2 separate regions of the Homo sapiens genome follow, and region 2 is linked to region 1. A link is a contact called in ENCODE Hi-C data. All regions are on one chromosome and are shown on one strand. The core of a region is the stretch at or near the end of the contact, and the rest is flanking DNA. Distances in the headings are between cores, read along the strand shown.

Evidence for each region. A loop is a pair of places that touch in the nucleus more often than their neighbours do. Pooled maps may share reads with other maps.
Region 2: a map of CD8-positive, alpha-beta T cell shows a loop between it and region 1 (6-fold over the local background). The contact joins the promoter of INTS6-AS1 here to the promoter of RB1 in region 1. A Hi-C loop is called at or near these places in 2 of 168 maps with a recorded cell type or tissue (CD8-positive, alpha-beta T cell and naive thymus-derived CD4-positive, alpha-beta T cell) and 8 of 50 pooled maps.

The regions. Positions count from the first base shown.
Region 1 is chr13:48,302,057-48,306,625 of GRCh38, forward strand. RB1 (RB transcriptional corepressor 1) reads left to right here and starts at 1,695. Exons shown (of 27, transcript NM_000321.3): 1 at 1,695-1,993. The coding sequence starts at 1,857. It overlaps RB1-DT (RB1 divergent transcript), which reads right to left and starts at 1,646. Exons shown (of 3, transcript NR_046414.2): 1 at 1,235-1,646; 2 at 283-436. RefSeq lists enhancers at 823-1,548, 1,549-2,272, 2,347-2,396, 2,637-2,706 and a silencer at 1,847-2,136.
Region 2 is chr13:51,452,013-51,456,157 of GRCh38, forward strand. INTS6-AS1 (INTS6 antisense RNA 1) reads left to right here and starts at 1,333. Exons shown (of 2, transcript NR_103812.1): 1 at 1,333-1,406; 2 at 1,991-2,704. INTS6 (integrator complex subunit 6) reads right to left here and starts at 1,024. Exons shown (of 18, transcript NM_012141.3): 1 at 403-1,024; 2 at 1-43. The coding sequence starts at 513. RefSeq lists silencers at 50-169, 180-449, 690-949, 1,180-1,379, 1,470-1,789 and 1 more and an enhancer at 1,010-1,059.

The DNA.
Region 1 (4,569 bases), core at 445-2,944:
CTTTCAAATGTCAAAACTGCATCCTGAGCTCTTGCCTAAACTAATCTGGGGTGAGGTGAATGGAAGTAGCACTTTAATTGTATTCATTCTTTGTAGCTGGACCTGGGCCTGGGCCCTATCTCCTGACATTTGCCCACAAGAAAGATTTCTGAAGTTAGGTAGGACTGGCTGTTGAGTAGGCCAGTGCTTGCCAAACCTTTACACATCCTCACATATGTCATAATATGCAGATAAAAAGATAATCCCTTATACAACTTGCTGGGATAAACTCAGGAGGCTTACAGCCATGACCTGCTTGAAGGTTCTTCCTGCCTTAGACCTTGCTCAGCTGCTCCAGGATGAGGGGATTTACATCACAGCACAACTGTATTTTATTCACAGCATAAACCATCTCTTTCCTTCTCAGTTGACGAGTTCAGATGGGCAATAACAGTGTCTGCCAAAGAGAAAAAAAAATGTATTCAAACTAGATAATCTATTGGTACAAATACCGAGACACAGAAGTGATAACAGCTTTAAGCCAATGTTTGATGGTGGTAGTCCCAGCAAGCTCTTTTCTGATGTCTTTGTGCCTTTGCACATGCTCCTTCTCTGTCACTGTTTTCTTCATCAAACATAATATAATGGACAAGTGGAATCAAATAGAATTGAGTTCAAATTCTCTGCTACCCATCGGCCCTGGTATTGGACAAATTAACTCCTCTGAGCCTGTTTCCTCATCTGCAACGTAGACTAGCTAATACTACCCATTGGAAAGCGTTGTTTCTTAGCTAATGCATGCAAGGCTTAAAACCTAGATGACGGGTTGATAGGTGCAGCAAACCTCCATGGCATACGTATGCCTATGTAACAAACCTACACGTTCTGCACTTGTATCCCGGAACTTAAAGTAAAAAAAAAAAAAAAAAAAGAAAAGAAAGAAAGAAAAAGAAAAAAAAGGCTGTTTCTGGGGATTAAATAAGACAATTATGTAAGGTGGCCAGCACAGTTCCTGGTACATAGTAAATGTCAGGCCTGCCTGACAGACTTCTATTCAGCAGCTACTGCTCCCCTGAAAATCTTCCTCAGACGTTTCCACGGTGCTTCCCGTTCTTACACCACTACAATCCTTTATTACACTACTATCCGTTCATTCCCCACAGCTCCCTCCCTTCCTTTCCCTAACCAGTGATCCCAAAAGGCCAGCAAGTGTCTAACATTTTCTATCTTCTAAGTGACTGGTAAAGTTCCGCACCTATCAGCGCTCCAAGTTTGTTTTTGTTTTGGCCGACTTTGCAAAACGGATTGGGCGGGATGAGAGGTGGGGGGCGCCGCCCAAGGAGGGAGAGTGGCGCTCCCGCCGAGGGTGCACTAGCCAGATATTCCCTGCGGGGCCCGAGAGTCTTCCCTATCAGACCCCGGGATAGGGATGAGGCCCACAGTCACCCACCAGACTCTTTGTATAGCCCCGTTAAGTGCACCCCGGCCTGGAGGGGGTGGTTCTGGGTAGAAGCACGTCCGGGCCGCGCCGGATGCCTCCTGGAAGGCGCCTGGACCCACGCCAGGTTTCCCAGTTTAATTCCTCATGACTTAGCGTCCCAGCCCGCGCACCGACCAGCGCCCCAGTTCCCCACAGACGCCGGCGGGCCCGGGAGCCTCGCGGACGTGACGCCGCGGGCGGAAGTGACGTTTTCCCGCGGTTGGACGCGGCGCTCAGTTGCCGGGCGGGGGAGGGCGCGTCCGGTTTTTCTCAGGGGACGTTGAAATTATTTTTGTAACGGGAGTCGGGAGAGGACGGGGCGTGCCCCGACGTGCGCGCGCGTCGTCCTCCCCGGCGCTCCTCCACAGCTCGCTGGCTCCCGCCGCGGAAAGGCGTCATGCCGCCCAAAACCCCCCGAAAAACGGCCGCCACCGCCGCCGCTGCCGCCGCGGAACCCCCGGCACCGCCGCCGCCGCCCCCTCCTGAGGAGGACCCAGAGCAGGACAGCGGCCCGGAGGACCTGCCTCTCGTCAGGTGAGCGAGCAGAGCCGCCGTCGCCTCACGCGGGAAGGGCGCCCCGGGTGTGCGTAGGGCGGGCGCCAAGGCGGCTCGGCGGGGATCCGTCCTCGCCAGGGGCCGGGTCCCGGCGGGAGGAGGCGCCCTCCCTGCCCCCCGCCACGGCGGAGCGTCTGCAGAATGGTGACAGGATTCTGGGTTCTTGGGCGAGGGGTCTCGGCTTCAACTTGACAGGTGTCGGGCGGGTGGGGCTAGGGTCCTGAGCGAAGTGACAGGTGCAGTTCCCTCTTGTGAGGCTCGGAGGCAGAGGGTCGTTGCGAGCGTCCATCAGACGCAAAAAATGAAAAATAAAAATACAAAAATGGTGTCTGTGGGAGAGTTTTTCACCGGAGAATTGGAGTACTCCGGTGGTCGTCTGACTTTCTGTTTTGGTTCACGCGATGCAACAGTTGGGAAGTATTTTCTTCCGGGCGTGCACTGCATCTGAAGTCCATTTGTGGGAGAGGCCGACCAGAAAGCCTTGGACAAGAAGCGCAGGGTCCTGAGTGTCCATTGCCCACAGGATACTCGGCTCAGGAGCTTTGCGGCGTTTCCTTAGAACAATAATGCATCGAGGCCTTGGGGACTCAAAGCCATCTGTAGTGATTGATGGAGCGTAACTCTTTAGAGGAACTGAAACATGGGCAAAACTTTCATGAGACATTTACCAGAAGTGCTTGAAAGTTTCTAAACTTTTTTTTTTCCTGTTTGATGAACTCTTCTTGCGTGTTAGTCGGCTTCGGCTTGTCTCATTATTTCTTCCATTTTGCCTTTTGACTTTGAACCAGCAAGGATCTTGGTGTCCCCTCTTTTTGCCTTTGTTTTTGGCACAAAATTAGTGGTTCTGTGCGCAAATGGAAATTTTCGTTTTCCCTTATTAAGTGGAATCTAAATTTAAGCAAGTCCATACGAATGCACTAGATCTTGAAGGGAAGTATTTATTGTATTACAACATCTTACTTTTCTTGATTTTTCTACTTTATGGTTAAATAGCTATGATTGAAAGAGTGTAATTGTCATTATTGTCAGCACTGGTTCTACTTTGAGACAAGTTCATTGCAGAGGGAATGGGACTTGTTTCTGTTTTTCACTATTTTCTCTCCCATTCTTGTCTATCACCAAATCCTTTCACCCTCACCCATTTCTTTCCACTCGGTATACACTAACAATTCACGGCAGAAAAGATTGAAGTGGGATTTAGGAAATGGCCCCTGGAAGGCTATTAAAAATTTATATATTTAAATGGACTGTCTTATAGGTCAGTTAAAAACCATATTCGTTAAAAAACCAAAATAACAACAACAAAAAATTAAAAACCACGTCTGGGGCATGTTCTGGGAAAAGACATGGCTTTAGTTTCTGATTAAATTCTGATGTATCCAATTCTTGCAAATTTCCCTTGGGAAAATGCAGTAATGGCTACTCTAAAGAATTCCATGTTATGCACACAGCTTTGGAAGCATACTCTAATGTAGGGTAACCAGGAATATTGACGTTGTGGCCACTGCTTGGAAAAAAGAGGACTGTTTCTTTCATTTTTTAACTCATTTTATATATTTTAAGTAATGGAACTATAAAAAATTCTCTTATAAGTCAAAACCATACAAGATACAGTCTGTTCTTGATTATCCATACCCACAAAGGGTTTCATTAACATAGACAGTTGAACTCTATAAATTAACCAGCAAGGGTAGAACCGCTGCCGTGCAGTCTGATACTGAGCATCTTGCCTGGAGATGGAATCAAGGCTCAGTCCAACTGCACCTCCAGTGACAGATTCCATTCCTGATTTGAGAGTTTAGATCTTATTTCTGTTGCCTTATCTCTGGCCTAAGTAATGTAGCTGGAAGGGAAACTGTCACTAGGAACAGCATACCACATTCATTGTTGAAATAATCAAAGGTTAATCATGTTTCGAGCTGGGTGTGATGGCGCGTACCTGTAGTCCATGCTACTCAGGAGGCTGAGGCAGGAGGATCACATGAGCTTGGGAGTTGGAGGCCAGCCTGGGCAACAAAGCAAGACCCCAGTCTTTAAAAAAACAAAAAAGCTGACCAGGCATGTTGGCTCACGCCTGTAATGCCAGCACTTTGGGAGGCCAAGATGGGAAGATTGCTTGAGGCCAGGAGTTTGAGAGGAGCCTGGGCAACAAAACAAGACCCTGTCTCTAAAACAAATTTTAAAAAATTAGCCAGTGGCTGTGGCACACCTGTAGGCTCATCTACTCAGGAGGCTGAGGTGGGAGGATCCCTTGAGCCCAGGAGTTTGAGACTGCAGTGAGCCATGATTTCACCACTGCACCCCAGCCTGGATGACAGAGTGAAACCCTATTTCAAAACAAGAAAAAAAAACAAAAACTAATTATGTTTTGAAGGAGGAATTGGCAGTCTAGAATAGTGGTCAAGGGCATGGATTATAGAGTTAGACTGTTGGGCTCACATAGTGGTTTACCTCTTACCGGCTGAGACCTCAGGTAAGTTCTTTAACTTCTCCAATTTGACAGACATCTGTAAATGTCTACTTTTACAGATGAGAATACTTATCTAAAAGGGCTG
Region 2 (4,145 bases), core at 83-2,582, 3.1 Mb after region 1:
GCATATACCTGTCTCCTCTGCTGGCAGGGTCCCGGGCACGGAGCTGCGGGACGGGAGGAGGAACAGGGCGGGCGACAGGGAAGCACAGAGGCGAGGTTACGAGGCGGAGAAGGGGCGCCCAGCGGCCCCGCCGCCCCCACAGTACCGCACACGCAGCGGCCACCCCTCCACGCCGTCCCCCACACACAGATCGCTCCCCACACACCGCCCGGGGCCGGAGCCCGGGCCCCGGCCGAACCCGGCTCGCAGCGCCCGCCCGCCCGCGCGGTGGGGGAGGGGGTCCCCGAGCCCGGCAGCTCCCGCAGTCAGGTCCCCGACACCCCCGCCCCGGCCGCCCTCCCCCACCCTGCCGCCCGCGGGCCGCCGGGCCGGGGTCGCCGCCCGGGCTCGGTCAGTCGGTACCTTCATGAAGGTCTCTACCGCGCCTTTGGCCGTGTCCAGGTAGGTGGTGCCCAGATGGCTGCGCTGGTTCATAGAGGCAGACGTGTCTATCAGGAACAGTAAGATGGGCATAGTGCTGGCCGGGGACACCGGGGCCCGAGGTGGTGGAGAAAGAGGAGATGGTAGAGGTGGAGGCGCCGGTGGCGGCGACCGCCGCTACGCGGGGCGGGGGAGCACGGCCCCCGGGAGGAAAACACTGTCTGGGTCTTTCCTCCGGCTGCGGGGAGTTTCTCCCCCGATAGTTGAGAGGAAACTCCCCAGACCCAGTGCTCCCCGTCGTACCCCCGCCTCCGCCTCCTCCTGCCTGCCTGCCCGCTGGGGCGGGCGCCCAGCCGTCTGTCTGTCGGTTCGTCCCCCCCGCCTCGGGGGTCCCGTCCCCGCTCCCGGCCCCTGTGTGTGTCCCAGCGGGAGACGGGCCTGGCTCCCCACCCCACCCCCGGTACAGGAGTGGGGACCTGGGAGCTGGCGAAGAGGGGAGTGGGCTGAGGGAAGATTGGCCCTGGGGCTGTTGGGAGAAGTTTCAGGGACTCCCTCCGCACCCCGGCGGTGTCACCACTTTCTCAGCCCCTCTCGCTACTGAAGCGCTTTTCTCTCTCACACTCCGGTTTTAACTCGGGCAGGGGCTGCGGAGGCTCCGCCCCTGACACGTCCCCGAGCCACGTGATACACCGCCTCGCCGTTCTACTGGTCAGGCCCTATCCTTTCATTAGCATATTTAAACAGCTCAGGGGCGGGGGAAGCTTGTAGGCCGGCTCCGGGGACAGTTATTGAGCACGCGCAGAGGCGGGGCGTCGGGTGCGCGCGAGCGGGCGGGCGGGCCGACCCGGAGGCGGGCTTCGGGAAGGGGCGGGGCCGGACTGCGGAAGGACCGCGAGGTGGGGGCGGGGGCCGCGTCCGCGCGCGCGGGGCGGCCGCGGCGGTGAGCCTGCGCGTCAGGGCCGCCGGCCTCTCCTTGGCTGTTGGAGGTGATAGGGGTCGAGGGGAGGGAAAAAGGGGCTGGCGTCAGCCGCCCCTGTGAGGTGGCCGTAGCGTGGACGAGTAAGAAGGGTTGAGTAAAGTGGACAAACACCTGGTTAGGAGAAGAGGGCAGGCCCGCAGCCGCCCTCCGGAGGAGGACTCGGGGCCTCGCGGGCGCCGGAGGAGGTTCCTGGGCCTCGGAGGGCCGCCCCGGCGCGCCGCCCCGGCGCGAGCGGGCGCGGGCGGGGGAGGGGAAGTGAGAGGTTGTTTATGACCGGGGACTAATCTCCTCCGCGAGTCCCAGCGCTCCCTCTGGGGAGTGCGGTTGAGGGGCTGTCCTCGCACGGAGCCTCGCTCGGCCTCGGGGGAGCCACGAGAGGTGGGAGTTGGACCCGCAGCGGGCCAGGAGCCCTGTCATTGGAGGACCCGCCAAAAAGGAAGCAAACCCTCTTTTTCTTTATCCAACCCCAAATAGCTAGGGCCTAGGGGGAAGACTCACATATCGATAAATGGTTTGTTGCCCGTTTTATTCTCTGGGAAATACAACTGATCTTACCAAAGAAATAACCTGTCTCTTGCCGTGTTTACTTAGAGCCATAGAATACCTGTTTCAGAGCTGAAGGGGACCTGAGCCCATGATAATCCATTACCTCGTGAGAAAGCGGAAAAACTGACTTCAGCTTGCCCAGATGGCGCAGAGAATGGGTTTCCCGTAACCCCGCCTGTGTCTTTCCTTCAGCCTCGTCCCAAATGCCGTGGGAGGGAAGGCACTCTCTGTCAAGCTGCTGTCACCTTACCTGAAGTAAGGAGTCCACGCCTGCATGTCCGAGGAAAACAGTTTTCTCAAACACATTAGTTGAAAAACTGAAGACGCTGCCTAAAATACAAGCTGAGTTAGAGACAGCCCTTGTAAGACTAGGTAGGTATTTACAGGGCCTCTCCCACTAGCTTTGTTTTTCCAGAGTTTGTTCTTTATCCGGAAATTCTTAATTTGCCTACTGATCATTTAAAGAAAGGGTTCTATTAACATTGACACAGAAGAGACACTTTGTGGCACTTTTTAAAAATCTGAGTCTCGTGACTTGGTATAACTTCTGAAACTTACTGTTAATTTATAGCAGAGCTATTTGAGTAATATGCTCTTCTATGAGTATGAACAATAGAAGAAGTGTGATTTTTAAAGTGATTTGGACTACAAAATAAGAGCATGGAATATAGGCTTTACAGCCAGTACTTGCTGAGGATGTACTGTGTATTAGGTGTGGTGCATATAAAAAATAAATAAAATGTGGTCCCTGTCTTCAAAGAGCTTATGTTTTCTAGGAAAATGCTACATATTACTAGCTACTCCAAGGCAGAAAGTTGTTAGACACCAAATCAGAAAAAATAAAAATGTATTACCTTGGGGTGATGCAGGAACATTTTCCAAGGTTTCAGCTTTGCCTTAGTGTTTCTTAAACGGATCATAGATCTGAAGATAAGAATCAGAGTTCTATGGCAAAATACGAGTTATTTTACCAGTTATAAAGATGAAATTTGTCTTTCAACTTGATCATTTGCATAATTTTATACAATTGCTCTTTAGTTCTTTATATTTGTGCTTTTCAAACTGGTCTGTGGACCCCAGCCTACTGAAAACATTCTCTAGGATCATAAGAATTTATTTTAGGAGTCTGTTCATTATTCAGTTTTAAGAAACACTGTCTTAAAGGACTGGTAGGATTTGGATATGGGTAAAGGAAGGGGAAGCTGCTAGTGAAAAGATCTTCCCGACATTGAAAATGTGAAGAAAGGAAGTTAAGACAGCATTGCTGAGGGCTTCCTGAGGAACAGTGAAGTTCAGCTAGGTTGGAGCAACAGGTGCATGTAGAATAGTACAAGATCTAGAAACACAGGTGAGATCTAGACAGTAGAGGGCCTTTATTCCAATCTATGGAGGTTTTTTTTCCCCTATAAATTGGAGATTTATTTTTCAATTGCGTTGCTAAGTAGAAGCAATGTTTGAAAGAAATCAAACTAGACTACTGAAGATTAACATGCGTTCACAATGACCTTACCTATTATTACAGTTATTCGAAATCATTTTTCAGTGGAGCCATTGTCACAGGATCCTTGGAGTGTCACTTTTCCAGCTGGAAAAATGGCACCTCTGCCCGAATTTTGGTCGGGCTCATTCTGCCCACCAGTCCCAGCAGGCTGCACTCTGCTCATACTACGGCCTGGATCCCACACCTGCCAAGTGCAAGCCAGGTGCGGAGCAGCGAGGGGTGTGTGAGCGAGCAAGCATGGGGTCCGGCCACTGTATACAGCCCGGCATGCCAGCTGCAGGAGGGCGGGCAGCTCTAGGGGCTGGCCCCTTGCAAGGCTGTGGCTGGTCCAGGTGTACTGCAAGCAGCTTCCACAGCTGGCACCAGGGAATGCAGTGGCACCTGGAAGCTTGGAGATGCCAGGAGCTGCAGAGCCCCAAAGAGGTTGTCACAGGGAGCTCCTAGGTCTAGGCTTCCTAAAGGGCCACAGCTCTTCTCTCCTCTCTTCCCCCTTCTCTTTCCTTTCTTCTTCTCTTCTTCTCTCTTCTCTTGTTGTGTTGCCCACAACATGGCAAGCAAGGGGCATATTTCAGCCCGTTTGTGTTACAGCTCTTTCAGCCATGCCATTTGGCAGGTCCCGAGTTATTGTCCCACATCCAGGAAGAATGAGGTATGTGGACAAGTGGAGGGTGAGCAAGGCAAAGAGGTGCTTTGTTGAGT